Linked DNA regions of Homo sapiens: region 2 is linked to region 1. Evidence: chromatin loops called from intact Hi-C (ENCODE). Cell type or tissue: PC-9. All regions are shown on one strand. Links, peaks and the distances in the headings refer to the core of each region. The heading gives the core; the rest is flanking DNA.

Region 1 (15,609 bases), core at 2,780-10,779:
TGGGCAGGGCTATGGCTGCCCCTTTTGTTGGAGTGTTGGAGACCCTGCCTCAACTTGTTTCCACCCATCCCTCCAAGCCAGAGCTTAGCCATATAACAAGAGCTCGGTAATGAACCCTCCTGGGTGCAATGCTGGGTGGTGACCCAGAGTCACCTTCTCCATCCCCTTTGCCCTGACAGCCACTCTTTTGGGGCAGGCAGATGAAGAGACTGAGGTTCCAAGAGTGTCTGTCACTTGCCCAATATGGAGAGGTACAACCAGACAGTCCCAAGAGGCCCTGGTACCTTGCCCTGGCTCCCAAGGGAGGAACCAGCTGAGGGTAGCATGTCCTGGCCCCAAAGCTGACTGCTACCATGCTGTCCCATGTCTCTACCCACTGTTCCCAGTGAAGACTGAGGCCCTATCCCCTGCCAGGGGCCAGGCAACAGGGACACCTTTCTTCTTGCTTCTGGGCCAACAGCCACAGCCCTGGGAGGCAGAGCCCAGACATGCCTGGTGACTTCAGGGCTGATGCTCCCTCCTTCCTCCCACCCCGTCGCTCACTCCCCATGTTGTTCCGGATGGAGTGGGGCTGTGCCCTGACAGGCAGCCAGTCCGCTGTCTGGCCATCATCTCCTGTCCCTGAGGAAATTCCCAGAATGCACCCTGGAAGGAACGGAAAAAAGCAGCAAAGAAAGTGAGAAAGAAAAAGCAACAGAGAACAGACAGAAACAACCAAATTTGATGCCAAGAGGCTGAGAAGTGCAGAAGCGGGTGGCAGGGGTCCCCAGGAGGTTGATTTGTCCCTCTCGTGGTGGGGTCACCAGAGCCTGGAGTGGGAGTGAAGCCTTGAGGCTCTGGCCACCTCTCCCTTGCCAACTCCATGCTACCCCCTAGTGGCCTCAGTGTCAGCTGCAGGACCAGGACTGGGGATGTCGGAGGGGACCTGTCCGGGCGGCAGGGAGCCCCACTTATTGCTTTCCTAACGTTCCTCTGCCCCTCTCTCTGTCTGTTTCCCTAGGCCTCTGCGGGAGAAGATGAAGCCGGAAAGGTAAGTGGTTTGGCTGGGGCTCGGGGCTATTCTCGGGCCTGCCAGCCTCTGTCCTAGCATGGGGTTCCCCAGCCACCTTGTCCTGACGCTTGGCTTATTGCAGGAGGAGACCCAAGGGCAGGGGGAAGAGGAGGAGAGAGAAGCAGAGACCCACAGACTGCCACCTGTGAGTGTGCGGGGTCCCAGGGATGGCGAGGAGGCTGGGCCCGAGGGGAGCCCCGCCTTGCCGCCAGGGTTAGGTTGGGGAGGGGGAGAGGCAGGACTGAGGCCAGTCTTGGGGGCAGAACAGGGAGCTGCACCTCCTCAAGACTCTAGGGCCCAGGAAGCATCAGTGGACCTTGGTTTTTGTCCCGGCTTAGCCCTAGGTTTCCATTGACCTTCAACAAATCATTTCACCTTTGTCAGCCTAGCTTTTCTCTGTGTAGAATGAGGGGCAGGAGGTCCAGCAAACATTCAGTCACTCTACAAACATTTACTGAGCACTTACTGTGTGTCAGGTACATCTGTGAGCAAACAAACAGGATTCCTGCACATTAGTGTTTACCTTTTAGTGATTAAAAGTCTGTCATCAGCTGAGACGTTATCTGGGGCCACTTCCTAGTAGCCCCGGGGAACATGTGCCCCTCGCCACTGTCTCCCAGGAGTATTTTTGCCTGTGGGTCCCCTTGCTGCTTCTAACCCACTTCGTACCTTGTGGGCAGCAGAATGGAGCCCCAGGCCTGAGTGTGGCTGGGAGAGAAGGATGAGAGGAGGGAAAACCCAAATCTGTGAGAGTAAATAGAAAAAATAAAATATTTCACGTGCACAGTCAATCAGTCACTGAAGAGAGGTGGCTCTCCTTCAGGGGCTAAGCCTCCCCCACGCACGTGACTCCAGGAAGTCATTTCGTGCTATGGAGTGGAGTTGACCCAAGCCCTGACCCCATGAGCCCCACTCCATGAAGACAGGGATCCTGGGGACTGCGCCCCCTAGGGGTTTATGCTCTCATCTCTTTTCTGGGCCCGCGCGGCAATTTGGGAAACAAGCTGGCAGGGAAGTCCATCCAGGCCCGAGTTACCCGCCGGCAGCCGGAGGCAGAAAGTGTCCCGTGGCTCCTGTTCCCAAGGCAGCAGTCTTCAGACATTTCACTCGGGAATCTCCTGAAAGAATTTCAAAAGTGGCCGGGCGCAGTGGCTAACACCTGTAATCCCAGCACTTTGGGAGGCCGAAGTGGGTAGATCACTTGAGGTCAGAAGTTCGAGGCCAGCCTGACCAACACGGTGAAACCACATCTCTACTAAAAATACAAAATTAGCTGGGCGTGTTGGTGCATGCCTGTAATCTCAGCTACTTGGGAGGCTGAGGCAGGAGAATCGCTTGAACCCGGGAGGCGGAGGTTGCAGTGAGCCGAGATCACGCCACTGCACTCCAGCCTGGGTGACAGAGCAAGACTCCGTCTCAAAAAAAAAAAAAAAAAGAATTCCAAAAGCCCATGTGCTCCCTTGCCCATTCTTAAGTTGACATTGAACATTTTCATCAGAATTATAAGTCAAGCCAGGCTCAGTACCTCATGCCTGTAATTCTAGCACTTTGGGAGGCCGAGGCGAGTGGATCGCTTGAGGCCAGGAGTTCAAGCCTAGCCGGGGCAACATGGTGAAACCTCGTCTCTACAAAAAAAATACAAAAACTAGCTGGACGTGGTGCCATGTGCCTATAGTCCCAACTACTCAGGAGGCTGAGGTGGAATGATCACCTGAGCCTGGGAGGTCAAGGCTGCAGTGAGCCGAGATAGATCCACTGCACCTCAGCCTGGGTGACAGAGTAAGAACCTGTCTCAAAAAAAAAAAAGTATAAGTCATTACAAAGGATATAATTTCTGGCATATTATTAATATTTTAATACAAAGCTATTGTAGAACACTCTCCAGGTGTATCCTATTAAATACGCCATTTTAATGTTATACTCACCATCATCCACTTTTAAGAAAATGAACAAGCAGGCCAGGCGCGGTGGCTCACACCTGTAATCCCAGCACTTTTGGAGGCCAAGGCGGGCGGATCGCAAGGTTAGGAGATCGAGACCATCCTGGCTAACATGGTGAAACCCCATCTGTACTAAAAATACAAAAAATTAGCCGGGTGTGGTGGTGGGTGCCTATAGTCCCAGCTACTCGGGAGGCTGAGGCAGGAGAATGGCATGAACCCGGGAGGCGGAACTTGCAGTGAGCCGAGATCACGCCACTGCACTCCAGCCTGGGACAGAGCAAGACTCCGTCTCAAAAAAAAAAAAAGAAAATTAACAAGCAAAAAAAAAAAAAATACAGGAACACTTCCTTTCATAATTATATATTTACATTGTTTCTTTTTTCCTGGAACTTGTATTTCCATTTCACTCCCCACCCCCAAGAATTTCAGCCTAGTGTAACAGTACTTTTAATTTTCAGAAGTCTTTTATTGATTACCTTGTCATATTTATCTGCCACAAAAAAATGATATATGAGTTTGAATTATTTTAAATTTCCTGTGAGCATAAACCTAAATTAAATTTTCTCCTGGAATAAATTATCAAAATAATTCTTAGTAGCACCATTTGGTCAAAACAGCACAAATACTTCCTATTTTAATAGATGTTCAACATAAAAATACAATCAATTTGATTGGGAATGCATCTCAATGAGATGGATGTGGCTACCTCGTTTCAATTAGTGAATGAATCCATTAATGAATGTTACTTCCTGCCAGACTGAGACAGGATTCTGCATTAATTTAATTCCTGTTTATCATTTTTTTATTGATGAGAAGGTTGAGAAACCATGTTCACATAAATAAGTAAATGAGACTAGATGTCACTCAATTACTTGAACTCCTTCCTTCCAAGTTATTTGCCAGAAATCTCAAGGTGCTCTGCTAAGAACAAATTACTTCTCATGATATCCTGGCTGACAATTTGGTTAAGCTGTTCTTCAGTTTTGTTGAAAGCCTTGGTTACCCAGTCATTAGCCATATTTTCTTTCTCAAGACCTACATCAATATCTCAAATTGTTCTTTTTTTCATGTCCTCAGAATACTTTTACCTGGCAGCAAAGCACTTTATGAGGATTTAGAATGAGCAAGATGTGTTGTGGCCAGAGAAGCAGATCTCAGCCACTGCCTCACAAAAATAATTTTAAGGCAATGTAGACCTGGAGGCTGAAAATGGATTTCTTTAAAACCGTCAGTACTCAGGCCTCACGTGCGTCTAGCGGTACTCCCCTGTTTGGAGACTGCTGTCTTAGGGTAATCAGAGGCATGATTGCATGGAGTGTGATTAGGTTCAAATGTGGCTCTGTCACCGACTGGCCGTGTGACCACAGGCAAGCTTCTTCACCTCTCTGGGCCTCAGTTTCCTAATCTTCACAAGAATAATCAGGGTGCCTTCCTCATGGAAGGTTGTTGAGGGTTAAGAAGACAGTGCTTGGCACAGGGCTGGGCACATGGGTAAGTGTTTGGTGAAGGGTAGCTCCCAGCTTCTCCTCAGCTTGAAGCAAGCAGGGACCCAGGAGCACTGCGCCCTCCCCATGCTCCCTGCCCAAGCTCCTCCTCTGGGCCTGCCCCCTCCTCCATAGGAGGAGACCGCACCCTCCACAGTGTGCTGATACCCGCCCCGTCTGTGCTTGGTCTCTGGCAGGTGCGGCGATGCTGTTCCCCGGAGGTAACCCACCCCTTGGAGGAGAGAGACCCCGCACCCGGCTCGTGTATTTATTACCGTCACACTCTTCAGTGACTCCTGCTGGTACCTGCCCTCTATTTATTAGCCAACTGTTTCCCTGCTGAATGCCTCGCTCCCTTCAAGACGAGGGGCAGGGAAGGACAGGACCCTCAGGAATTCAGTGCCTTCAACAACGTGAGAGAAAGAGAGAAGCCAGCCACAGACCCCTGGGAGCTTCCGCTTTGAAAGAAGCAAGACACGTGGCCTCGTGAGGGGCAAGCTAGGCCCCAGAGGCCCTGGAGGTCTCCAGGGGCCTGCAGAAGGAAAGAAGGGGGCCCTGCTACCTGTTCTTGGGCCTCAGGCTCTGCACAGACAAGCAGCCCTTGCTTTCGGAGCTCCTGTCCAAAGTAGGGATGCGGATCCTGCTGGGGCCGCCACGGCCTGGCTGGTGGGAAGGCCGGCAGCGGGCGGAGGGGATCCAGCCACTTCCCCCTCTTCTTCTGAAGATCAGAACATTCAGCTCTGGAGAACAGTGGTTGCCTGGGGGCTTTTGCCACTCCTTGTCCCCCGTGATCTCCCCTCACACTTTGCCATTTGCTTGTACTGGGACATTGTTCTTTCCGGCCAAGGTGCCACCACCCTGCCCCCCCTAAGAGACACATACAGAGTGGGCCCCGGGCTGGAGAAAGAGCTGCCTGGATGAGAAACAGCTCAGCCAGTGGGGATGAGGTCACCAGGGGAGGAGCCTGTGCGTCCCAGCTGAAGGCAGTGGCAGGGGAGCAGGTTCCCCAAGGGCCCTGGCACCCCCACAAGCTGTCCCTGCAGGGCCATCTGACTGCCAAGCCAGATTCTCTTGAATAAAGTATTCTAGTGTGGAAACGCTGATCTAGTGGGTGTGTCTTCCGGGGCAGTGAGCGTCAGCCGGGAACGGAAGCCAGACAGACCCAGGGATCGGGGTGTAACAGGAAGAGCACAGCACCTTCTCCGAGCCTCAGTTTCCTTATCTCAAAAGCCTCGCTCAGTCGACGAGAGGGCATGTCACAGCTCACGACAACATGTTAGCTTGCTCCTTCCTTCCTCCTTTTGACAGCTGAGGACACTTAGGCCCAAGAAGGTGAAATGGCTGATGGAGAGTTAAGAGCACTGAAGCGGGGGTCAGAGGCCTGGCTTTGTCTATAACTCACCGAGTGGCACTGGGCTTCCCTCTGCCTTCACGTTTCATCTCTGACCTGAGGGGCCTGGCTAGATGGCTCTTCTGGCTTTGACACATTTCTACTGGGGCCCAGGCTCAAGTCTCGGTGGCCCTGGGTGGTCACTGGAGACTGTTCCTGTGGAGGCCACTTCAAGGCTGCCCCGGAGGTCGCCCAACCTGCTTCTACAGCACCCTGGGGTCGCCCCTTCCCTAACGAGGAGCTCCCAAGATGTAGTTTTGTTTCCAAAGTTGAGGAGAGGCTGGTCCCAGCCACTTTTTAACAGCATCAAGAGCACAATCTCCTCCTCTCCCAGGGCTTAGGGCTGCCCCAGCCCAGTGCCGCAAGGACTCCCGAACTCCTCCGGCCCTCCTGATAGACATCCTGGGCTGGGTCTCAGGGCGCTGAACGGCAGCACGTATAGCCTGCTCGGGCTGCTGAACAGACGCAAGGACCAGCAGATGCTGCCCGGATTTCTCTGCCTTTTACCCCCCAGTTCCTTCCGTCTTCCTCCTCAGTGCTTTGGCAGGAAAAAAATAAATCTTCTTATTATTTTTTAATGGTTTTTTTTTTGAGACGGAGTCTCCTTCTGTCGCCCAGGCTGGAGTGCAGTGCCACAATCTCGGCTCACTGCAACCTCCACCTCCCAGGTTCAAGCGATTCTCCTGCCTCAGCCTTCTGAGTAGCTGGGATTACAGGCGTGCGCCACCATGCCCGGCTAATTTTTGTATTTTTAGTAGAGACAGGGTTTCACCATGTTGACCAAGCTGGTCTTGAACTCCTGACCTCAAGTGATCCACCCGCCTCAGCCTCCCAAAGTGCTGGGATGACAGGCATGAGCCACCATGCCAGGCCTATTTTTTTTTTAATCCAAACCACTTACTATCAAACTCCACTCTGCTTCTGACCTGCAAGGGGTGTGTGTGTGTGTGTGTGTGTGTGTGTGTGTGTGTGTGTGTGTCTGTGTGTCTGTGTCTTTGATGTTATATGCTGCTATATGTATTGGGGGAAGAGAAGTTCCCCCATTCTCTCCTCAGCCTCACTTCCTCATTTGAGGCTGCTGAGGAGAAACCCACAGGGACCCAGGGGCACAGGGGCCTGCCTGGGGCTTTGAGGGGAGCTGGGGATGTCCAGCGGAGTGGGGTGGCCCTGCTGAGGCAGCTGTCCTTGGTGCCCTGTTCACCGAGGCCTGGGGACTCTGCAGGACACGCTGGTCAGAATGTGCTTCTGGCTGTGGTCATAGACGGGTGTGAGTCAGCCCCAGGAGACATACTTTGCCAAAGAAATGCACTTCCTCTCCTGCCTCTCCTCTCTTTAGCTGCAGCTGTTCTGAGCTGTTGCCTTTGACCCACTGTGAACTGGGAAGAGCACCCATCCCCTCCCACTGGCCAGGCCTCTAGCTCAGCCCTGAGGACCCCAACCCAGGCCCGGTAGCATCTTCAAGGCTTTTGGCTCCATAAGGTCACCCACATGGCGGGCAGCCTCCCGACCCAGGCCAGTGACCCCTGTAGAGAGCAAGACAGAAACCAGAAAAGCTCCTGGAAGCCAGAAGCAAAACTCCACATCCGTGGGCAGGAGCCTCGCAGCAGGAATGGGTAGGAAGGAGCCAGCTGGCCTACTTGACTATATTGGCAGCCGTTCCAGCCATTTAGGTCCTAGAGGGATTTGCTTGTCATCTATTTGTGGAGCACCCTCTGTGTCCTAGACACTGACTAGGCATCCAGGATCCAGTGGGGACAGACACACAGGACCCTGCTCTCGTGGACCACACATGCGAGGGGAGAGACAGCCCATGCTCTAGTGCCAGAGGGTACTGGGTGGGCCTTTTCTGCTGCTCGAATGGGTGGCCGGACTCAGAGCTAAGGAAAAAGGGCCTTGAGTACCCCATATTCTAAAACAAAGGAACCATTTGAGACTAGGCCCATTTGCCTACAGGATTTATTAAGAGATGGTTAAAGCAATTCTGCTATGCCCCCAAATCTCCCAGCACCCCCTTCCTCAGTCTCCATAAGCAGAAGACCAGGACAGGGGAAGGAAGAGAGAGGGAGATGGGTCACTGGAGTCCTGGGGTGCTGACTCCCTCCCCTCCTCTCCCTGGATCTGGATTTGCTGTTGAGATCAGCCCACGCGCCATCTGGACAGGGAGGTTGGGGGAGGGCAGGATTGAAGAGGCAGAGACAGACAGGGCAGGGACTCCTTGGGGCACCCAGCAGTCGTTGCCCATGGGTCAGGTGGACATGGCGGAAGGTGCATGTCCTTGAGCTGTCTTGTCCATGTCCTCCCAAGAGGGAGGCCTGCAGCTGTGCAGACCCACAGTCGGTAGGCTGTTGGGTGGAGGTTGGGGCAGTGGCTGAGTGGTGGGGTGAGAGATATAGAGCTGAAGGGACCTCTCACATCAGGGAACAGTGGTGCGAGGTGGCCCTGTGGTGAACCCACAAGAGAGTTAGCATCTGAACGCCATCATGCCGGGAACATTCATAGCCAGAGAAGAAATGGCCACAGCTGACAGGGACTTTCCTGAAAGCTCTCCCTCCCCATCTGTGTGAAAGAAGAGAAAAGGGGAGAGAAAAGGAGGAGGAGAGAGAGAGAGGAGTGGGGGTACAGGGGCAAACTACACCCCTCCCCACTCCCCTGGGCCAAATCCAGACCCTGCCTGGGGAAGGGAAATGGTTAGTCTTGGTTAGATGGACCAGCCTAGATGGGGCTGGGCCTTTAATAAGCTAAAGCAACAGGAATACTAGAAGATCTGCCCAAGATACTGTTACGGGACAGAAAAAGGAGAACCAACATAGTTCATCTAGAAGCAATGATGGAAGGGGGAAAAAAACTTGCTCAATAAGCAAGTTACCCATATAAACAAATACATTAATAAGAAAATGTCTTGCTGCCAAAATGCGTTCTCTCATATTAGAGATGCTCTTGAATTATTTTACATTCCTCCTCTTAAGAGGTGAAGTGTCTTCCCTCTGTTTGAATCTGAATTGGCCTGGGTCTGCGTTGATCAGTAGACTATAGCAGAAGAGACCCTATACTTGTTTCAAGTCTAGCTTTCAAGAGGACTGGCAGCTTCTGCCTTGGTCTGTTGGAACCCTATGCTATCATGTAAGATGTCCAACTACCCTGAGGTCACCATGTTGGAAGGAAGCTCAAGCTGGCCGTATAGAGATGTGGAAAAAGAGAGAGAGAGAGAGACTCAGCCAACCCCAAGCTATTCCAACCCGCAGCCATTACAGTTATCTTAGCAGATGCCCCAGATCTTACAGAGCAAAGACAAGCTGTATCCACTGTGCCGTTTGATTTCCTTGATGCACAGAAACATAAAATACTATAATAACAAATTGTTTTGAGGTAGTTTGTTATGCAGCAATAAGAAACCAGAACAGAAAATAAGGAAAGGTGAAGAGATAGCGTTGGGGGGAAGGTACTCTAGGTCAGGAGGTTATGGATGGCATCTCTGTGGAGATGACATTGATGGTAAAGTTTGAAGGACAAGAAGGAGTTGGTCATGTAAAGATCAGGGATAAGAGCACTCCAGAGGGCACAGCTGGTGGAAAGTGCTGGAAGGAACCCCAGTGTGGCTGGAGCATGATGGGCAGGGAGGGGGGATATGGGATGTGATGTTGGAAGTAGCCAGGGGCCAGACCATAAAGGGCTTTGCAAGTCAGGGTAAGGAGTTCAAATTTTGTTATAATGTGAGATAAACCACTGCAGAGTTTCAAACAGGGGAATGAAATGACATTAGATACATTTTTTTCTTTTTGAGACAGGGTTTCACTCTGTCACCCATGCTAGAGTGCAGTGGCACAATCTCCGCTCACTGCAGCCTCCACCTGCCGGGTTCAAGCGATTCTCATGCCTCAGCCTCCTGAGTAGCTAGGACTACAGGTGCACACCACCACACCTGGCTAATTTTTGTGTTTTTATTAGAGACAGGGTTTTGCCATGTTGGCCAGGCTGGTCTCAAACTCCTGACCTCAAGTGATCCACCCACCTCAGCCTCCCAAAGTGTTAGGATTACAGGCGTGAGCCACCACACCCAGCCATTAGGTACATTTTTGAACAATCACTCCACCCACTATGTGGAAAATGGTCTCTAGGAGTGTAAAACTTAGAGTACAAATACCACTTCAAAGGCTGTGGAGAAGCCAGGCAACCAATTATGGTGGTTTGGTCTAGGGAGAAGTAACAAGGATAGAGAGAAGTAGATTGTTTGGTCTTAATCATGCACGTGGGCTGGTAACCCTGATCATTTATTCACTCATGAGCATTTTTTGAGTCTACAAGGCCTAGGTATTTTGTAGTAGATACATGTATGACAGGGCAAAGTATATTAGCAAGCAAAAGTCTTCCCTACCTACTAAAGAAAATTCTATTCTGCAATAAATAAGGGGAATAAGGAGAGAGATCACAGCTGGAGGGCTAAGCTGGTCTACCTAACAGCTAGGAAAGAGAAAGCAAGCAGGTAGGCAGAGGGAAATAAAAGGCCTCGGGGCTGGGACTAGAGAAGGAGTTTGGGGTTTTGCTGTGGAGTCTCTATTGATATAAGACAGTTTGAGAAGGGCTTTGAGGAAGCACTGTCATGCTCCCTAACATTGCAGGCCCGAATGTTCTTTGAGAGACGCCCACTCAGTGAGACACTAGGCAGAGACTGAACCCAGGGGAGCACCTCGATTAGCTAGGGTTACGCAGAGAGAAATAAGACATTGTCGCTGACCTTAAAAAGTTCGTCAGCGGAATCAGATATACACAGGTGATTAGAATAGAAGGAAAGCAGGCCATGTAGCTAAAAGAATGCAGCTGAAGAGCTGCTAAAGCCACCTGAGATGACCTGCAGCTGGGGAACATCAGAACTGGCTTTGCAAAGCTGGTGGCATTTGAGCTGTGACTTGAAGAGTAGGCAAGATTTGGGTCTGGGGAGATGACTGGGGAAGCCATTCTAGGTGGAGGCAACCCATTAACAAAGACCCCAGAGCTGGCAAAACCCCTACCTGTACAGGGACTCTCCAGCGGTTCAGTTTGGCTGATGCTTAAGGCAGGTGAATCAGAGGGTGATGGCTAAGGCTGGTAGGCGGGCTGGGCCCCGGGTGCCATGCTGGGGAGTTAGGGCTGTGCTAGGCTGCAAGAGGCATGTTTTTTAAACAATAACGTGGCCGGGCACAGTGGCTCACGCCTGTAATCTCAACACTTTGGGAGGCCAAAGCGAGAGGATTGCTTTGGCAATGAATTGAGGTCTTTACAAAAAAATTTTAAATTATGGCCGAGCATGGTGGCTCACGCCGTAATCCCACCACTTTGGGAGGCCGAGGCAGGTGAATCACTTGAGCCCAGGTGTTTGAGACTGGCCTGGGCAACATGGTGAAATCCCATCTCTACAAGAAATACAAAAATTTGCTGGGCATGGGGCTACAAGCCCCAGCTACTCAGGAGGCTGAGGCTGGAGAATCTCTTGAGCCTGGGAGGTGCAGGTTGCACTGAGCTGAGATCGCGCCACTACACTCCGGCTTGGGTGACAGGGTGAGATGCCATCTTAAATTAAAATTAAAAAAAAAAATTAGCCAGGTATGGTGGTGCACACCTGTAGTCCCAGCTACTTGGGAGACTGAGGCAGGAGGATTGCTTGATCCCAGGAGTTTGAGGCTGCAGAAAGCTATGATGTCACTGCACTCCAGCCTGGGCAACAGAGTGAGACCCTGTCTCTAAAAAAAAAAAATTAGAAATTAAACAATAATATGATATGATCATGGAATTTAGGGCTGAAAGAAAGTTTACAAATAATCCATTTCCACCTCCTCATCTTACAAATGAAGGAGCTGAGGCCCAGGCTGGTCCAAAGCCATGTAAGTTAAGCGAGTCAGAATTTAAAACTGTACCATAAGTGACTGACGTGGAATTGAATCCGAAGCCTGTGCTCACTGCCCCTCACCACCTCACCTCCTCTTGAGGATGGAGAGAGAGAAGGGCAGTGGGGCGGTAGGGAAGTGAGCTGGGTCCGCTCCCAGTCTGAGAGGCGGGCCAGACCATCTGCGGGTGGATTGGGTGGGTCAGCAGAAGAGGCCCCTATGAAAACTCTGGTGGGAACTCGAGGCCCCAGACAGGGTGGTGACAGGCCAGAGCCTTGGTGTGGAAAGATGGCCGTCTGTCAGCACCAGATCCCAGCAGCTGTTTCCCTAAAGAAGCCGGACCCTTCCTTTTCCTGAGGGAAGCCTGGGGCGCTCTCCTTCCCCCTGACCTTGGCTGTGACTGAGGCCGAGGAGGCCCCACCTCAGAGGCTCCAGGCCAAAAAGATGGTTCTTTTCTAGTCCCTGAGGTAACTTTGTGACCGTGGAAACCCTCGAGCAGGCAGGTCAGGCCGGGAGGAAGTTGAGGGCTCCCTCGCAGAGGTGGGTTCCCCGAGAGGTGTCGCCTGGGTGGCGGGAGAGGGTGCTGCCATTCTAGTAACTTCTCCCTGCACCACTCTCTGCAAGGTTGTTCCACTCCCTGTCCTCAGTGGCCTCTCCACCGCCACCCCCAGCCCTCGGTCTTCCCCTTCTCCTTCTCTCTTCTCTGAGGCCCTGCCCCCACACACCCAGCCTGGGCCACCCAAGAGTCACCACGTGGGCCACAGCGCTGGGTGTTTCCAGACATGGGCCACCTGACGTCCTCAGCGGGGGCCTAAGGCTTGGGCTGTAACAGCAGTACCCTCCCTCCTCCTCTCCCTTTCAAAGCCCTCTCTGCCACAAGCCTCTCCTGGGGCCTGCGAAGCCCTCTCACTTGCCAGACACGCTGGAAAGAAGTCCTGCGAGGGTGAGAAATCTGCCCGAGGAATTCCAGCCTCTCGGAGGAGGTGGCGGCTGACAGCTGGCCATGGCTGCTGTGCGGAGAAGCTGAAGTTGAGGTCTTGGGTTCACAAGGGGTGCCAGGCACGTCAGGGTCCAACCTGGGGGGGTGCTGCAAGTCCCCATGTCAGAACCTGGGGTGCACCCTGGAGCTGTCGCTCCTGGATTAGCCGGAAATACAGCTTCTCTCCAGACATGGGAGAGGCAAAGGAGGTCACAGGACTTTCCTCTCACATCCAAACCCAGGAGGCTCTGGGTGCCTGGGATCCTTCTTAGGAACCAGCCCTGGCCAGTCAAGATGAGCTCCAGCAGCGGAGAAGACACACAGGCTGCTCTACTGAGACCTTCCTCTTTGTGTGTATATAGAGCTATCTGCCCTTCCCCTTCTTCCCCCTAGAATAAAACATGCCCACCCTCTTAGGAAAAGACTAATTGGTATGTGGCTATGATATCAAGTGACTCTTAGAACCAATTATAAACCTGGTTTATATGGCCATGTGTTTCAGTAACTGTGCTGCTGAAACTATGCACTCAATCAGGACTAGCCCCACGCTTCTGAAAATAACCAGTCGGCAACAGCTGCATGCCAATGACTGTGCCAAAGATCAACCAGCACACGTTGACCCATCCTTAAACCACACACTTCCCAAAACCTGTATGGGATTAATTCTCTGCTTTGCTCAGAGATACGCTGTGCCTTGCAAGTACAGCTGTCCCTTGCTTAAGCATGCAGTAAATTCAGCCTGTGGTTTCAGATAATGAGTGGTTACACCTTTCTTCAATACCCCCCCAAAAAATCTGTCTTATAATCTATCACAAATTTTCCAAAATCCAAAGAATGAGCAACACTTTGTTTTTTCCAGCTTTGGTACAAAATTGGGGCCAGAAACTCCTCCCCCTGGTCTCCCTCTCTCTGATCCCTCTGCCCTCCTCCCAGGACCCAGCTCCCTCCTGGGAGATTGTGGTGGACCCTCGTGTGTCCCCACGTGGAGCACCTACAAAACAAATACATTTCCTTTTTGATAAAGTGGATCACATCTCTTGGCATAATTTTTATTATGGTGCATTATATCCAAAGACCCCACTACCACCATCACCACCAAGGATGAAGACAGGGAAGAAAGGAACAGATGAAGGAGACACCCTGTCACATATACTCAACTCCCCATACCAAAATGGGATCGTAATACATTTGTTATTTTATAACTTGCTTCCTAAACTTAACATATGATACACTGGCCAGGTGTGGTGGCTCATGCCTGTAATCCCAGCACTTTGAGAGGCCGAGGTGGGTGGATCACCTGAGGTCAGGAGTTCAAGACCAGCCTGGCCAACATGGTGAGACCCCATCTCTACTAAAAAAAAAAAAAGAAAAGAAAGAAAGAAAAATTAGCCGGGCATGGTGGCGGGTGCCTGTAATCCCAGCTACTCAGGAGGCTGAGGCAGGAGAATTGCTTGAACCTGGGAGGCGGAGGTTGCAGTGAGCTGACATCACACCACTGCACTCCAGCCTGGACAAGAAGAGCAAAACTCTGTCTCATACATACGGAGTTGTATTTCCCTTCTGCTACAATATGATTTTTAAGTCTTGAGTTGTATTGCATCATTTGGATATCCCATAATTTGATTAAAGGGTCTATTGTTGGATATGTAGGTCCTCTTTTTTTGGTGTTGTTTTAATAAATAATACTGTGATAAACATCCTTGTGGATATGACTCTGTGTGAAGAGGTTTTTCCCATCACAGAAATAGGAATGGCAGCAAAAAAAATCAAACCCATTCTTCCTCCAGGTGCCTTTCTATCCCGGTCTTGTGCTTTAGAGCAACATGTTTTGAAAGAGATGTGTACACTTTCAGTCTCTTTCTTGGCAGTTCCACTCACTACTGTAACGCAGCCCCTGCTAAAGTGACTCTAGGGACCTCCCTGGTGCCGATCAGCATTTTCCATTTTCATCTTACTCAGCAGCACGTGTGGCTCTTAGAATATGCTCCCAGTCCTTTCCTCAGCCTGGAAGATCCCATGAAGTCTGATCCCTGTCCTCCTTTGCAGCCCTGTCTCTTGCCATGCCGCCTCTTTCTCTAAGGGCCAACACACTTGTCTTTTTCTCAGTTTCTGGAATCTGTAGTGCCCCTCAGGACCTTTGCTCACACTGTTTCCTCTGCCCGGAAATCCCTTCCCCCTCCCACACCCAATCCCTCAACTCTGTTGACTAACAGACACACATCATCTGTAACTCAGCTAAAAGGTGCTTCCTCAGGAAAGCCTCCCAAACACTCCTCTGCATCACGTTGGGTCTGGTCCACCACTAGAGACTTAGGGAACTCCGTCTACTCCCTTACAGCTCTCCTCACTATATTATGAAAAATAAGTACATAATCCCAAAACTATATTCAATAATTTTTTTTTTAAAGAAAACAAGGTTTTACAGGCTGGGCGCTGTGGCTCATGCCTGTAAACCCAGTACTTTGGGAGGCTGAGGCGGGTGGATCACTTGAGGTCAGGAGTTCAAGACCAGCCTGGCCAACATGGCGAAATCCTGTCTCTACTAAAAATACAAAAATTAGCCAGGCATGGTGTTGCGCACCTGTAATCCCAGCTACTGGGGAGGCTGAGGCAGGAGAATCACTTGAACCCAGGAAGCAGAGGTTCCAGTGAGCCGAGATTGCACCACTGCACTCCAGTCTGGGTGACAGAGCGAGATTCTATCTCAAAAAAAAAAAAAAAAAAAGAAAACAAGAAAACAAGGGCTTGCGACATTGCCCAAGCTGAATGCAAACTTCAGAGATCCTCCCACCTCAGCCTCTCGCCTCAGCCTCCCGCTTCAGCCTCTTGCCTCAGCCTCCTGCCTTAGCCTCTCGCCTCAGCATCCCACTTCAGCCTCTTGCCTCAGCCTCCCACCTCAGCCTC
Region 2 (15,609 bases), core at 4,101-12,100, 79 kb after region 1:
TTATACCATACCTTAACTAGTGCCTACTCTTATTAATAATACTTGGATGGCCATCTTTGACATAAATTTATGAGTCTAGCCATCATTTTCTTGGCTTAACTTCATAGACATAGACTCACTGATTCAAATGGTATAAACATTTTTAAGTTTCTTAATATACAATCCATGAATATTTCCAAAAAATATATGAAAACTGAGCAAGATTACTGAGAATCAAAGAAATACACATAATGAGGTAACATTGTCACCTACCATAACGGCAAAGATTTAAAAGACAATGCCCAGCGTTGATAAAGATAAGGAGATGTATGTTCTTTTATAGATACATTGGTAGGAGCATAAATTGGCTATTTAAAAGTATATATATACAAGTAACACACGAATATATTCTTGTAAAAATTCAATTAATATAGAAATACACAGAGTAAAAGTTGAGATCAGGCATGGTGGCTCATGCTTGTAATCCCAGCACTTTGGGAGGCCAAGGTGGGTGGATCACCTGAGGTCGGGAGTTAGAGACCAGCCTGACCACCATGCAGAAACCCTGTCTCTACTAAAAATACAAAATTAGCCGGGTGTGGTGGTGCATGCTTGTAATACCAGCTACTTGGGAGGCTAAGGCAGGAGAATCGCTTGAACGTGGGAGGCAGAGGTTGCAGTGAGCCGAGATCACGCCACTGCACTTCAGCCTGGGCAACAAGAGCTAAACTCCATCTCAAAAAAAAAAAAAAAGTTGAAGGTTCTGCTTCAGTCCCTCCTCTCTACCCCCAGTCAGTTGGTACATTTCTGGAGGACAGTTGGAAAAGAAGTAGAACAGTTTAACGTAGTCTCAGCCTTTGATGCAATATTTTCACTTCTAGAAATGTAGTCCCCAAAGAAATATGTAGGAGTGTTAATCCCAATATTATTCATAATAACAATAGCTACAACTTATCAGCAATAAGTAAGTGCCAGGAACTGTTCTAAAAATATAACATGTGTTAACTTATTGGATCCAGATGTGAATTCCACAATAACCATAGATATTATGGTTATGCCCATTTTACTGATGAGAAAACTGAGGTACGGAGAGGTCACAAACTTAGCTAAGTGGCTCTAGGGATTCAAGTCTAGGCAGTCTGATTTGTGGGTCTATGTTCTCCATCTATCTCCATACTATCTTATTTTTTTTTTTTTTGAGACGGAGTCTCGCTGTCGCCCAGGTTGGAGTGCAGTGGCGTGATCTCGGCTCACTGCAGGCTCCGCCCCCCTGGGTTCACGCCATTCTTCTGCCTCAGCCTCCCGAGTAGCTGGGACTACAGGCGCCCGCCACCATGCCCAGCTAATTTTTTGTATTTTTTTTAGTAGAGACGGGGTTTCACTGTGTTAGCCAGGATGGTCTCGATCTCCTGACCTCGTGATCCGCCTGCCTCAGCCTCCCAAAGTGCTGGGATTACAGGTGTGAGCCACCGCGCCCGGCCTGTCTATGCTTCTATAATAGTGAAAATATAAGAAGGAATCTATCAAAGGAGAACTTGTTAAGTAAATTAGGGTACATCTATACAATGGAATATTATCAGCTTTCACAACGTTGCTGTAGATTGATATTCATCCACATGAAAGATTTAAAAATGGAGGCATAAAACTATATATCTATAATACCATTTTTGTTTATATATATATATATATATATATATATATATATATATATATATATATAATTACGAGAAATTATAAACTTCTCTGTACATGGAGAAAAGAGCTTGGCAAAAATGATGAACACCAAAATTTTAACTGATTTTCTCTGGGAGTGGCATTAGAGTGTCTTTCTTTTCCTCTTAATACATTTCTATATTTGGGAAGTAAAATGATCCTACATTACTTTCATCGTCTAAGAGATGCAATAAAGCTATTTTTAAAGGATTATGACAATTGCTACCTCCATCAGTGAATATGAGAGTGCTAGTAGCTAATTTTCAAACAGAAAGCATCACTGCTTCATGCAGACTTACCCAGATAAAGGGCTGTGGGCAGCACGCCGGCCTCAGCACAGAGGTTTCCTGTTTCTCAGCAGCCCAGAGGCAGAGTTTCCATGATTGCATGGGCGTAAACATCTCTGGGTACCCAGCCACAGTGGAGTCTGGCTGGATTTCCAGTTTCTGGCCTCAAGATATTTCTGTTCATTGTTGCTTCATTAAACACACTGGTCCCATCTGTTACCCTAGTAGATCTGTCTTCTGGAGCACACAGACTACACGGAACCTCAGAAACAATACCTTGAATAACCCACAAGGGAGATTCAGCAGCTTTAGTGGTTCTATGCTCTTCTCCTCAATGACTCTATCTACCCGTCTGTCTTTCTGTCTGCATTGATTTTGTTCCATGCACAAGCCTCCATGCTAGGTGCTAGAGAGATCTGAAATAAAGTATTGTCTATTGAGGAGACAAAAATCAATATAAATGAAGTATTTATGGACAATTTATTCAATGGAGTTAGCAAACATCTGGTAACATCTGGCAGTCAGGCACTACTTGGGAACACAAAGAGGGAGCTCACAGACCAAAGGGGAAGATGCATTGATCACTTCAGAGAGGAAGTGACATTTCAGTTGGATTTTGAAAGAGGAATAAGAGTTTGTCCGTGGAAAAGTGGGAGAAGGGCTGGTCGGGCCAAGAGAATGTAAATGCAAAGACACGGAGGCTGGAAGGAGCCTGGCCTGTTCAGTGAACACAAAGTCCAGGACAGCTGGACACAGGCAATTGTTGAGGGTAGTGGCTCCAAAGGAGTTAGATCGAGACCATGTTTGTGAAGAGCTGAGACATCTGAACCTTCTAGTCCACAGGAAGCTAGCAAAGACTTTGATTCCATAGAGGGGCATAAGCAGAGCTAGCTACATTTTAGAAGATTAATACCAGTGGCAATGTCATGGGGAAAATGGAAACAATCAAAAGAAAATTTCCACCAGTTCCCATCACATTTATCCACCTGCCTGTACTGGTGTGCCTCCACTGCTCTTCCTTTTGCTGCATGGATGAACTGAGCATTCCCCTGTCTAAAGTCAATCCCTCCTTGTGTGCACTAGATCTCTTCCCCTCCTTCCTACTCAAGCACATGGCTCCAGAAATTCTCCCCCTCTTGCCTACATTAACATATTTCATCTTTCTGCAGCAACATTGTTATCAGCCTACAAATATGCTGTTATTCTGCCTATCTTGAAAAACTCTCTCTTGACCCCATTTTCTCTTTCAGCACTGTCTCATTTCTGTCCTCTTTACAAAACTCCTTGAAAGAGTTGTCAGATTCAATGTCACCTACTCCTCTTCTTGTCCTCTCCCTTAAATCCACGTCAATCAGGCTTTTTTCTCCCTGTACTCCACCAAAACTGTTGATCAAGATTCCCAGTGACTCCACATTACTAATTCAAATGGCCAATTTACTATCCCTTTGTGACTTGGCCTCTCCCTCCTCCTAGAAACATTTACTTCACTTGGTTGCCAGGACCTCGCACACCCCTAGGTTTCCCCCTGCCTCTCTGACTGCTCCTTCTCAGTTGCCTTGGTTGATGCCAGCTCATGCCCCCAGCCTCTTCATGTCCCTGTGTCCCAGGACTTGGACCTTGGCCCTCCTCCCTTCTCTGTCTACATTTACTCCCTTCGTGACCTCATCCAGCCACATGCTGACCACCCTCAATTTTACATTTCTAGCCCAGATCTCCCTGACTGAACCCCAGGCTTATTTCTACAATTGCTTTCTGGTTTTTTGTTTTTTGTTTTTCGAGACGGAGTCTTGCTGTGTCACCCAGGCTGGAGTGCAGTGGTGTGATCTTGGCTCACTGCAACCTCCACCTCCTGGATTCAAACAATTCTCCTGCCTCAGCCTCCCAAGTAGCTGGGACTACAGGTGCCCGCCACCACACTCGGCTAATTTTTGTATTTTTTAAAGTAGAGACAAGGTTTCACTATGTTGGCCAGTCTGGTCTTGAACTCCTGACCTCGTGATCCACCCGCCTCTGCCTCCCAAAGTGCTGGGATTACAGGCATGAGCCACTGCACCCAGTCTCCAATTGCTTTCTTGACATCTTGACATTTAGATGTCTGTCTAGTACTTATATCAAATTTAACATATCCAGGGTATCGTTGTAGTGTCCCTGTTGGTTAAAATATCAGTTCTGCCAGTTTAATTACTATGATTATGATTTTTTTTAGACAGAGTCTCGCTCTGTTGCCCAGGCTGGAGGGCAGTGGTGTGATCTCGGCTCACTGCAACCTCTGCCCCCCAGATTCATGCCATTCTCCTGCCTCAGCCTCCCGAGTAGCTGGGACTATAGGCGCCCGCCACCACGCCTGGCTAATTTTTTGTATTTTTAGTAGAGACGGGGTTTCATGAATGTTAGCCAGGATGGTGACCTGTGATCCACCCGCCTCAGCCTCCCAAAGTGCTGGGATTACAGGCGTGAGCCACCGCGCCCGGCCCAGTTCAATGATTATTATTAGTTAGAAAGCAAGTGACGTGGTTGGAGTATAGTGTACTTTGATGCTTTGTGGGAATAAAACAGCTTTAGGCAGTCTTTCCTGAAATAGCTCCCTCCTTCTCCCCAACCGCTCTCTCCAGTTTCCAACCCTTTGTTGTGCTTTCTCTTCACAGCAGGTATCACACACTGAAAATATATTTGTTTGTTTATTCTCTGCTTTCCCTGCTAGACTGCCTGTTCCAGGAGGGCAGACTATGCTGATCTTGCTCACTCCATGAGCCCAGAAGAAGGCCCGACACACAGCAGGTGCTCAATAAATAGTTGTTCAATAAATAGTTGAACAGTGAATGCGTAATCTGATTTTTCCAAGAGTTAGGACGGCAGTGTTTTTTTTTTTTTCTTTTTCTTTTTTTTCTTAAGACAGAGTTTCACTCTGTCGCCCAGGCTGGAGTGCAATGGAACAATCTCGGCTCACTGCAACCTCCGCCTCCTGGGTTCAAGTGATTCTCCTGCCCCAGCCTCCCAAGTAGCTGGGATTACAGGCGCATGCTACCACACTCAGCTAATTTTTTTTATTTTTAGTAGAGATGGGGTTTCACCATGTTGGCCAGGCTGGTCTCAAACTCTTGACCTCAGGTGATCCACTCGCCCTGGCCTCCCAAAGTGCTGGGATTACAGGTGTGAGCTACCTTGCCCGGCCTGAATTTGCTTTTTTTTTTTGAGATGGAGTCTCGCTCTGTCACCCAGGCTGGAGTGCAACGGGGCAATCTTGGCTCATGGCAACCTCCACCTCGCAGGATCAAGTGATTTTCCTGCCTCAGCCTCCCAAGTAGCTGGGATTAACAGGCGCCCGCCATCACGCCCAGCTAATTTTGTACTTTTGGTAGAGACAGGGTTTCTCCATGTTGGTTAGGCTGGTCTCCAACTCCCAACCTCAGGTGATCCGCCTGCCTCGGCCTCCCAAAGTGCTGGGATTACAGGCGTGAGCCACCGCACCCTGCCGAATTTGCTATTTCTAGAAGTGCCTTGGGTGATTCTGTTGCCCTTAGTCACTAGAAAAGTCACTCCGAATCAGACAACGCTTGGTTTGACCCCAGTCTGTCACTTACGAGCTGCATGACCATAGGGAAGTAGCTTCTTCTCTGATCTTGTTTTCTTATCTGTAGACAATAGGCATGACCACATTCTCATGGAGCTGTTATGACACATTAATTAAATTAATGGATGTAGAGTTCTTGGCATAATGCCAGTTGTTCAGGCGGCTGCCACTACGATATTATTATTATTATTATTATTTTATTGTTATGCCCAAGCAGGAGAAGATTTTTCTCCCTGTAAGATCACTCTCGGAGTCTCCTCAAAGTGGGGTTCTGAGACCAGCAGCATCAGCATTACCTGGGAGCTGGCTTAAAATGGAGAATCTCTGCCCCACCCCACATCTACTGAATTGAAATCTACACTTTAACGAGACCGCGTTGAATGTTTGCACATTCACATTTTAAAAGGACTGTTCAAAGTCACACGTACTCTTTTCTTCCTGTCTCTAATTTCAGGAGTCTGCCCAGGAGGTTCATGAGCCCTGGCATCCCAGAATCTGAATCCTTCCTCAGTGACAGTGGCTCTTTACCCTTCTAAGTGCAGAGGAGGAAGCCCAGCGCATTCTGGGTGCACTTCCAGCTGAGGAAATAAGGAGGAGGAATTCCTGAAGCCCTGAACAAGTGCCTGGGATGGATCCAAACTCCATCTTGCTTTCTCCTCAGCCCCAGATCTGCTCCCACCTAGCAGAAGCTTGTACGGAAGGCGAGAGAAGCTCATCCCCTCCAGAGCTGGATAGAGACTCCCCGTTTCCCTGGAGTCAGGTCCCCAGCTCCAGCCCTACAGACCCCGAATGGTTTGGTGATGAGCACATCCAGGCAAAGAGGGCCAGAGTGGAGACCATTGTCCGAGGCATGTGTCTCTCCCCGAATCCTCTGGTGCCAGGCAATGCGCAAGCTGGGGTCAGCCCACGCTGCCCAAAGAAGGCCCGAGAGAGGAAGAGGAAGCAGAACCTTCCCACACCGCAAGGCCTCCTGATGCCAGCCCCTGCCTGGGACCAGGGCAACAGGAAGGGGGGCCCTCGTGTGAGAGAACAACTTCATCTGCTGAAGCAACAGCTAAGACATCTGCAAGAGCACATCCTACAGGCTGCCAAGCCCAGGGACACAGCTCAGGGGCCAGGAGGCTGTGGCACGGGGAAAGGCCCTCTGAGTGCAAAGCAGGGGAATGGCTGTGGGCCTCGCCCCTGGGTTGTGGACGGTGACCACCAGCAAGGTACCAGCAAGGACCTCTCTGGGGCAGAAAAACACCAAGAGTCTGAGAAGCCCAGTTTCCTTCCTTCTGGAGCACCAGCTTCACTAGAGATTCTGAGGAAAGAGCTGACCAGGGCAGTGTCCCAGGCTGTGGACTCGGTATTACAAAAGGTACTATTGGATCCACCAGGCCACCTGACTCAGCTGGGCAGAAGCTTCCAGGGGCAGGTGGCAGAGGGTAGAAGCGAGCCCTCACCTCCTGTGGGAGGGGCCTGTAAAGATCCACTTGCTTTGGCTGCCTTGCCCAGGAGGGTCCAGCTACAAGCTGGGGTCCCAGTAGGAAATTTATCACTGGCCAAGCGTCTAGATTCTCCTAGGTACCCTATCCCTCCAAGAATGACCCCCAAACCCTGTCAGGATCCCCCAGCAAACTTTCCCTTGACTGCACCTTCCCACATCCAGGAAAATCAGATTCTTAGCCAGCTACTGGGTCATAGATACAACAATGGCCATTGGAGTAGCAGTCCTCCCCAGGACTCATCTTCCCAGAGGCACCCCTCCTCAGAGCCTGCCCTACGACCTTGGAGAACTACTAAGCCGCAACCATTGGTCCTGAGCCAGCAGCAGTGTCCCTTGCCTTTCACCTCTGCCCATCTGGAAAGTCTACCCCTTCTTCCCTCGGTGAAGATGGAACAGAGAGGCCTGCATGCTGTCATGGAGGCACTGCCTTTCTCTTTGGTCCACATATCCTTTAATAGCAATTGAAGTTCTCATTGTTGGCCAGGTGCAGTGTGGCTCATGCTTGTAATCCCAGTGCTTTGGGAGGCCAAGGTGGGAGGATTACTTGAGGACAGGTGTTCAAGACTAGCCTGCACAACATAGCTAGACCCCATCTCTAAAAATAAAAAATTATCTGCACATGATGGCCCATGCCTGTAGTCCTACTCAGGAGGCTGAGGCAGGAGGATTGCTTGAGCCCGGGAGTTCGAGGTTACAGTGAGCTATGATTGCACCACTGCACTCCAGCTGGGCAACAGAGAGAGACAATGTTTCAATAAATAATTTAAAATACCATTGACACTGTGCAGAGAAACAAGAAAACTAAAAGTTGAAGAGGAGCTGGGGACAGATCACTCAGGGTCTTCTTAATGTTGCTCTGGGCCTTCAGCTTATAGTGGTGACCACATTCTGGAATTTAAGGACCTGGGAAGGTTCACTTAGCTTCTTCTATGACCCATCGGGTTCTGCCACTTGACTTATTCCTTTGGGTCTAAAAGGGTTTTGTTTTGAGACTCAAATAGGCTTCTGAAATACAATGAATACCCTAAGGAAGAAAGAATCCATAATTTGGTTGTCAGCCACCCATAAACTTAGGAGGAGAGGGTCAAAGGAATGACGTCATCTAAGGTATGGCCTCCCCAACCCCATAGCTCTACAAGCAAAAATCCTATATTGTGTAGATAATTCCTGGGGAGCAGATGAGGAACAAGAAACTTCTGGGCCAAATGGAAAAGGAGTTTTCCTCGGGGATTAAACCCAGAGAGGTGGCTGGAAACGGCCAGAGGTCTCCAGTTTAAGGAACAACTTCCAAGGTGCAATGGAGTGCCTGGAGACTAGGGGCTGGGCATATGAAGGGAGAGGAGGCTCCCCATGAGGAGGCCTGAGTGGCCCAGGCTGATCTGCAGGGCTCTGGATCTTATTGCATCATCTTTGCAACCCTTAAGTAGACACTACTCTCTTAATGTATTTCCCAGAGTAACCCTCGGGATATTAATAATTGTTGAGTTAGAAGAAAAAGTACCTTGGGGAAATACTGAGATAGTTTCTTTTCTGCAGGAATTCTCAGAGCCTTTAACATGAGTAAATGGAAGCTCTAAGAGGAGAATGTACACAGCCCCAAACCCATATGACCACTTCTAACAAGCATCTTGCAGAACTTAAGTTCTTGAGAATATATTTTGGATGTTGCTTTTTAAGCTAGCTGTGCTCACGCTGCTGCTTCTTGTGTGCAGCTTTGAGGGGAATCTCCAGAAGCTGATGAGTCTATGGAGTTGCATATCCAGGTGGGAACAGTCGTGTCCTTTGCCTGGCAACTACTGTGAGGGCAGCAGGATGGGGTGGGACCAGCTCATTACCATGCCAGAACCTGCCTTTGTGTCCTAAATGCCATGAGCGCCCCCTGCCGGTCAAAAGTGTTGGAAACACCCCAAAGCTTTCCTGGAAGTTAGCGAGCAACTGTAAAACCAATGCTGAGAACACTTCACTTGCCACCACTCTTGGAGGCAGAGATTCCACCATAGACAGATTTTCTTTATAAGAAAGGCTACCTGTCTGGGCCTTTGATAACCACTAGTTGACTCTCCATTAAATTCAGACAGCTGCAAAAACACCTCAGTCTCCCAGAATTTGCTATTTGTTGAGCACCTACATGTGCCTGTTCCTGCCCCCTAAATTGGGGATTGGGCTCAGAGAGCTTCTGGAGGTTTGGGGCCTATCCTAAGAAATACCTAAGCCAGGACTGGCTGCATGGGTGAAGTACTTGACTATCTTTGGAATGACTTGGGACCCCCTAGCAGCACCCTGGCCCCTCAACTCTTCCCTCATTCCTGCTGCCTATATTCCAAGAGATTTATTCCTGTGGGCCATGAAAGCCACCTGAGAGCAAGCTGCTTTACAGCATAAAAAGAACGTTCACATTCACATGACATCCTGTGACATAGGTAGGGCAGATGTGAAGATCACGAGGGGAGCATTGACAGAACACCTTCTCGGTGGCAGGCATTGCTACCAGCACTTCACACATATGTGCCCACCACCACTTAGCTACAATTCTGAAACCCATAAAGCTTTGACAGGCCCTATGATTTTCCCCCCCTAAGAATGATGCAATCTTTTTTTTTTGGTAGCAAAACCTGGCTTGCACTGATTGGAGGCTATTAATAGATTTTATCCCACTTAGTATAGTCATACGTTCTGCTGCAGAAATGTTAATGTATTGGATTATACACTGTCTCAGCTGTGGATGTTAATTAATGTGTGGTACACACATCGTATTATCTTTATAAGCTAACAAATTCTGAAATCCAAACTCCATTTGGCTCAGCATTTCAGATAACGGGTTTAGACCTGTATTATCTCACCGTTCTCAAGCATCCACTCTAAGATCGGGTATCCGAGAAGCAGAGACAGAGAAGGGAGCTAACTCGTCCAAAGTCCCAAGACACACTAATGAGCAACCAGGATTTAAACCCGGGATCTGATGGCCAAGTACAAGCTTTAACCACTATACTCCACATCTTAGCAATGAGGCTCAGAGCAGTTAAGTGGCTTGCCCAAGGTCACACAGCTAATAGATGGCAAAATCAGTGTCTGAAACTGGGTCTTTGGAATCCCAATCCAGGATTCTCTCCACAGCATTTGTGGATCTGTAGGAAGGGTAAGTAGGGGCTGATGGGGCAGCAGGGAGGGATCTCCTGTGCAGCAACTAGGTGCCTGGGCCACCTATAACCATAGTCAGTTGGTCTGGTTTCTTTTGGTTAAACAGATTCATCCTATGTGGAAGTCTTCACTGTCTTAAGCTACAGCTCTCGGATCTGAGATCCCAGGTTACTCTGTGTAATGCTTCTCACCCAGCCTAAGGACTGTCCCTAAAAATGCAAAGCGTATTTGTGTAAATCTTTTTTTCATTTCCGTCCTGCCCTAGTGCTAGGCAGTCACATCACAATTCTCCGACTCTTGTTAAAGGGGAAGGAATCTGTCTGTTCCCAGAGTGAGGTATAGTTTGGAATCTAATTTCCATATATGTGTATGGATTAAGGTTGACCGTTCACTCACTTACTCCTTCACACAACAAATATTTATTGAGCACCTGCTATGTTCCTAGCACTGGGCTAGGCACAAAGATGAAAAGATAAGGTCCTCACTCTCAAGGAGCTCACAGTCTAGACGAGACAAACATACAGTAAAAATTCCAATAAGGTCATCGCTGCAACAGTTTGTACAAAGAGTCTTCATAGCCCAGGGTAAGGAAGGCCTAATTTGGCAAGGAAGGGTTTAACAGAGGTGGGAGCTTCTGAGCTGAGACCTGAAAGATGAGGGATAGTTCTGCCAGGCAAATGGAGAGTGGGTACCACCCAACCATTCAAGCTTCTTGAGCAAGAGCAAAATATGAGCTGGTATTCAGCCTGCTTAGATGTTTGCTGGTTATAAAGGCAACACTGTGAAGGCAATGATAAGAGTGACAGCCAGAATGGGGACCACCTAGTTTACTCTTCTCGTTTTACAGCTGAGGAAACTGAGGCAGAGAGGGGAAGTAAATCTCTGCTTGGGGTTTTGAAATGGTTTATCTGGGATAGAATTGCCATCTCTTCCCATCCCACTTGGACACCACACACACACACACACACACACACACACACACACACACACACAATACACCAACCTGTATTTGACATCTAAGACACCACACACACACACACACACACACACACACACAAAATACACCAACCTGTATTTGACATCATCTATGCTACATAACTTTTCCACATCGAGATGATTTTTACATTCTGTGACTTAACTGTGCACATATGTCATCCAGCTTATTTGACCAGAGTTTCCAGAGACAGAAAAATGGAGCAAATACACAATTCCAATCAGAAAAACAAAATGAAATCAAATAGAAACCACAGGAACAAGGAATTCACTAGTTAATTGATAAACTGGCATTTTAAAGTGTTCATTTTCCTTGACACTGAGATAAATCCAGGAGGGTCTAAACCCTGGTCACTTGAAGAAGGCCAAACTAATGTTTTTCTTCACACGATATCCCAGCTCCAACCTCCTGAAGGTTTATTTTCCTGATGTTCAGGTAAAGTCACTCAACTAAATGGCAGCTTCTGCAGAACTCCCAAGAGGCAGTGTGTTTTGCCTGGTGTGAGGCAAGTCCTAGGTCATCATATGTGCACTTCAAGCTCCCCTTAGTGTTGCTGATGGAAGCAATGTCCAGTTCTGGGCTGAGACTCTACCCAAATAACCGTGAATAACTTTAGGCTAGAAAGGCTGGCTGTCTAAATTCTTAAGCTACTGAGCTGTAGATAATCCCCAAAACAGAAACACATGGGCAGGAAAAGTAGAGGGAAACAGAAACACTAGTTAGTGGCCTTTTTGGCTAGTTTTCTGCCTTGGCTGGGGACACTATGAAAAATAAAATATAGGCCAGGCACAGTGGCTCATGCCTCTAATCCCAGCACTTTGGGAGGCCGAGGTGGGCAGATGACCTGAGGTCAGGAGTTCGAGACCAGCCTGACCAACATGGTAAAACCCCATGTCTACTAAAAATACAAAAACTAGCTGGCGTGGTGGCGTGCGCCTGTAATCCCAGCTACTCGGAGGCTGAGGCAGGAGAATCACTTGAACCCAGGAGGTGGATGTTGCAGTGAACAGAGATCACGCCACTGCACTCCAGCCTGGGCGACAAAGCGAGACTACATCTCAAAAAAAAAAAAACACACAAAAACAAACAAACAAACAACAAAAAATATATATAGAGAGGGAGAGAGAGACAGAGTGTCAGACACTGTCAAATTTATGTTCAAATTGCTATAGTTCAAAACTGAGTGAAAGTACATACAGATGAAGTGTGACAATAAGGAAAATCAAACTAATTGTTGGGACCAGACCTCCCCTGTTCCCATAAAAGGTTTCTGAGGGCCTCTTTTACTTTGGGTGTTGGGTTAGGGGCTGTTAATACTTTTGGTCTACATCATTCAAGCTTTTCTTTCCCTCATATTCAGTTGGTTGGTTGATCCCTGAAGCAACCTCTGATTTTGATTTCAATTCATTCCACAATTCAAAGTTGCTAATAAACTGCTCCCTGACCTACATCTTGCCCTTCCCTTGGCCCTTTATCCAAGTGGAAGGCCCCAGGCCTGCCATGCAGTCCACCTGGGTGCAGCAAAATCTGGCACCACACTGGTCGTGACCCCTAAGTCCCACTCAAACACCACAAAAAGCTTTTCATGGGTAAAACAACCCCCATAAATCTAGCATATCAAAAAAAAGTTATGTTCTAATGGGCACTGTAGCTAATTTAGATTTTTCTGAGTATAACTAAATAGGCTTGGAAAATAGCGGTGGCTTCGCTTCTTTTTTTAAAGGAAGCCCCTGTTAATGCTGGTTAAAGCCGTATATGAACCCCTATACTGAGCTGGAAGCAGACAGTTCTAATTCTGAGCACCTCGTGGCAAATGTCTGACTGGATGGACCTCTTGTTTGTACAGTTCAACCGCTGCATTACCTCCCAGATGATCAAGTGGTTCAGCAACTTTCGTGAGTTTTATTACATCCAAATGGAAAAATCTGCCCGGCAAGCAATTTCAGATGGTGTCACAAATCCCAAAATGCTGGTGGTTCTCCGCAATTCAGAACTTTTTCAAGCTCTCAATATGCACTACAACAAGGGAAATGACTTTGAGGTAAGACCATGTACTGGGTTCCCATGAGATCTGATGAGTGTCTTCCCTATATGATTCGAGTTTTAGGAAAGATCCCTCTTCTGTGTCTCCTTAAGTTACTGAGAGCCAGGGCAGCCTGGGCCAATCTCTGTATCATCCACAAAGATTACAGCCTCAACATCTTCACTTGGGCAACAGGTGGAAGCAGCAAACTGAGTCAACAGCCAGTCTTCATTCTGAAGCTTAGTGAGAGGGCTGCCAGGTGTTACACCATCTTAGACTGAATACCCTGTCATTATCAAGTTACATAACTTCCTGACCTTTTTGCCTTAGTGCCAGGAGGCTCAGGACTGAATGCTGAGCTCAGTTGTGGCACCTAGTCTTGGCCTAGGTTTTCTCAACAATTTCTATGCTTTTCATGATTTGATTCTTATCTGTATTTTCCCTTGAAAATGTATCAGTGGGCCTTCCATAGCAAGTCACCTCAAATCCTTTCTGGAAATAACAATAAACAACACTCAAGCTCAGTCCCTCGGGGATCCCTATGAAGGCACACTGGTGGCACCTCAGAGGTAAAGCGTCAGTGAAAGGTGAGCCTAGGTGTCACTGGCGCACATTCCTAATCAAGAGATGCATGTTGCCTCATGCACAGCTGACAGCTGTTAGGCTGGCATCTGATTCTGCAGGTGCCGGGTATATCTGGTCACAGATTACACTTCCCTCTTCTTGACTTCTCCCTTGACTGTGATCACAAAGAGTGGTTTATTGATACCTCCAAAAAATACAAGAACTGTGGTCATCCACTGGTTGACTGGTGAGTCAGAGTATGTTTGGAAAGCTAAGACTACCTGTGGGGAAAATTGTCCATGTCTCCCTTTCTGAGGCTCAAGGGGTCACGGCCAGTATGGGACAGGCAGCACTGCTGCATCTTTCCACATAGGGTGGTCATTTGACCTGCAGTGGCAGCAAGCCCCAAGCCAAGCTGGGTCTGGAGCTTGGCAGTGGGGCAACCCATCATTCATGGTGCCAGTCTGGGTTAGGATTCTAGAACAGCACCCCCGTCAACCAGCTCTGAAAGCAGGAGTGTAAGCTCTTCAGACCCAGCCCTAAAAGGCAGTGGAATGAGGTATGACAGTCAGAAGCTTGGGGGCACTCCTTTCCACAGTTAGTACTAGGGAAAAGAATACCGAAGTCTCTTTGAGCCACAGATTTACTTTCAGTAAGATTTTCTGACCTGCTTAGTTAAAAAGTCGCCCATTAGCGAGATCAGCTCCTCCTACAAAGGAAGTGTCCTTAATTCACCTTCTCCCAGGGCTTTCTCACTGGAGCTGTCTTATCAAGGTTTGTGTCTGATGAGGAAGCAGAGGAGTCCTAGGGTTGCAGAATCAGGGGCCACTAGAGCAGGGATGCTCCTAGCCCACTACCCAAGAAACAGGCAGCACCCGCTAGTGAGGGCTCTGGCACCAGTGCTTCCCAACCTCACGTCTTTTCTTTCTTGTGGGTCTCTTTGGAAATGCAGGTTCCAGATTGCTTCTTGGAAATTGCCAGCTTGACGTTACAGGAGTTCTTCAGGGCTGTCTCCGCAGGGAGAGACTCAGATCCTTCCTGGAAGAAACCCATTTATAAAATTATTTCGAAACTGGACAGTGACATCCCAGAGATATTCAAATCTTCCAGCTATCCCCAGTAGCTGTTTCGGGGTTAAGATCCCACAACGTGAGGAGTGACTGGCTAGGGTTTCCTGGGTTTGTCTTAAAGGGCAATTTAGCTGTAGTCATATAAAAAGGGCACAAGGAAATCTCCTCTATCAAAACAGGTACTATTACCATTTTGATCATTTATTTCCCTTTCCAGAATCATCAGAAATTTAACTATAAAATGTACTAACTATATTGGTGTATTGGTAGTATATTGTAAAAGGAACACAAGTTTCCAATCAGAAGACTTGAAGCTCAACTCCATTGTTTCCAGGTGTTGTGACCCTGGGAACTTCCTGGTATCTCTGTATCTGTAAAATGAGGTTGTTAAGGATTAAAGGACAGTATGTCCTATGCAATGTCATTCACACACAAATGTCAGTTTTTTGAGCCCCTCTTTCAGATAAGGTTATCTTATTTGGGGTTTTTACAAATTGCTGTTTTTAGTCACCTAATTATAAAGCGCCATCTATTTGCTAGATACTTTCACATACTTTAAGCTTTTCACCCTGAAAAGTAGTTATTATCATCATTTAAAAGATGACCAAACAGAAGCTTTAGAACTGCAAGGTAACTCGCCAAAGCCTATGAGGCTAGGACATCTGGGTTGATAGGGACAGTCAGGAGCCTGGAGGAACCAAGACTTTCTGATGCCCAACTGCATGCTGGACCCATCTCCTGCAGCTAACTCAGGATCTCAAGCAGGACCCCACCCCTAGTA

The links. A loop is a pair of places that touch in the nucleus more often than their neighbours do. Peaks named below come from ENCODE experiments on the same cell type or tissue, not always from the same donor. Only the 100,000 strongest peaks of a DNase experiment are listed, where the experiment ranks them.
Region 2: a loop joins it to region 1, with 5 times the contacts of the local background. A loop is called at or near these places in 4 of 110 quality-filtered maps.

The regions. Positions count from the first base shown.
Region 1 is chr14:74,931,800-74,947,408 of GRCh38, reverse strand. PGF (placental growth factor) reads left to right here. Exons shown (of 7, transcript NM_002632.6): 5 at 1,001-1,030; 6 at 1,134-1,196; 7 at 4,676-5,575. The coding sequence ends at 4,703. It overlaps LOC107984690 (a long non-coding RNA gene), which reads right to left and starts at 4,680. Exons shown (of 3, transcript XR_001750826.3): 1 at 2,977-4,680; 2 at 1-2,169. RefSeq lists a silencer at 901-950 and an enhancer at 12,402-12,969. In PC-9, for the core only: no CTCF peak of the experiment used is centred there; a DNase peak (open chromatin) is centred at 7,148; H3K27ac peaks cover 942 bases.
Region 2 is chr14:74,854,404-74,870,012 of GRCh38, reverse strand. PROX2 (prospero homeobox 2) reads left to right here. Exons shown (of 6, transcript NM_001243007.2): 3 at 6,005-7,483; 4 at 11,499-11,606; 5 at 13,018-13,212; 6 at 14,711-15,609. The coding sequence starts at 6,179. The coding sequence ends at 14,881. It overlaps LOC124903348 (a long non-coding RNA gene), which reads right to left and starts at 11,507. Exons shown (of 2, transcript XR_007064269.1): 1 at 11,247-11,507; 2 at 10,578-11,180. RefSeq lists an enhancer at 14,133-15,332. In PC-9, for the core only: CTCF peaks have their summits at 8,705 and 8,908 (motif pointing left); a DNase peak (open chromatin) is centred at 8,912.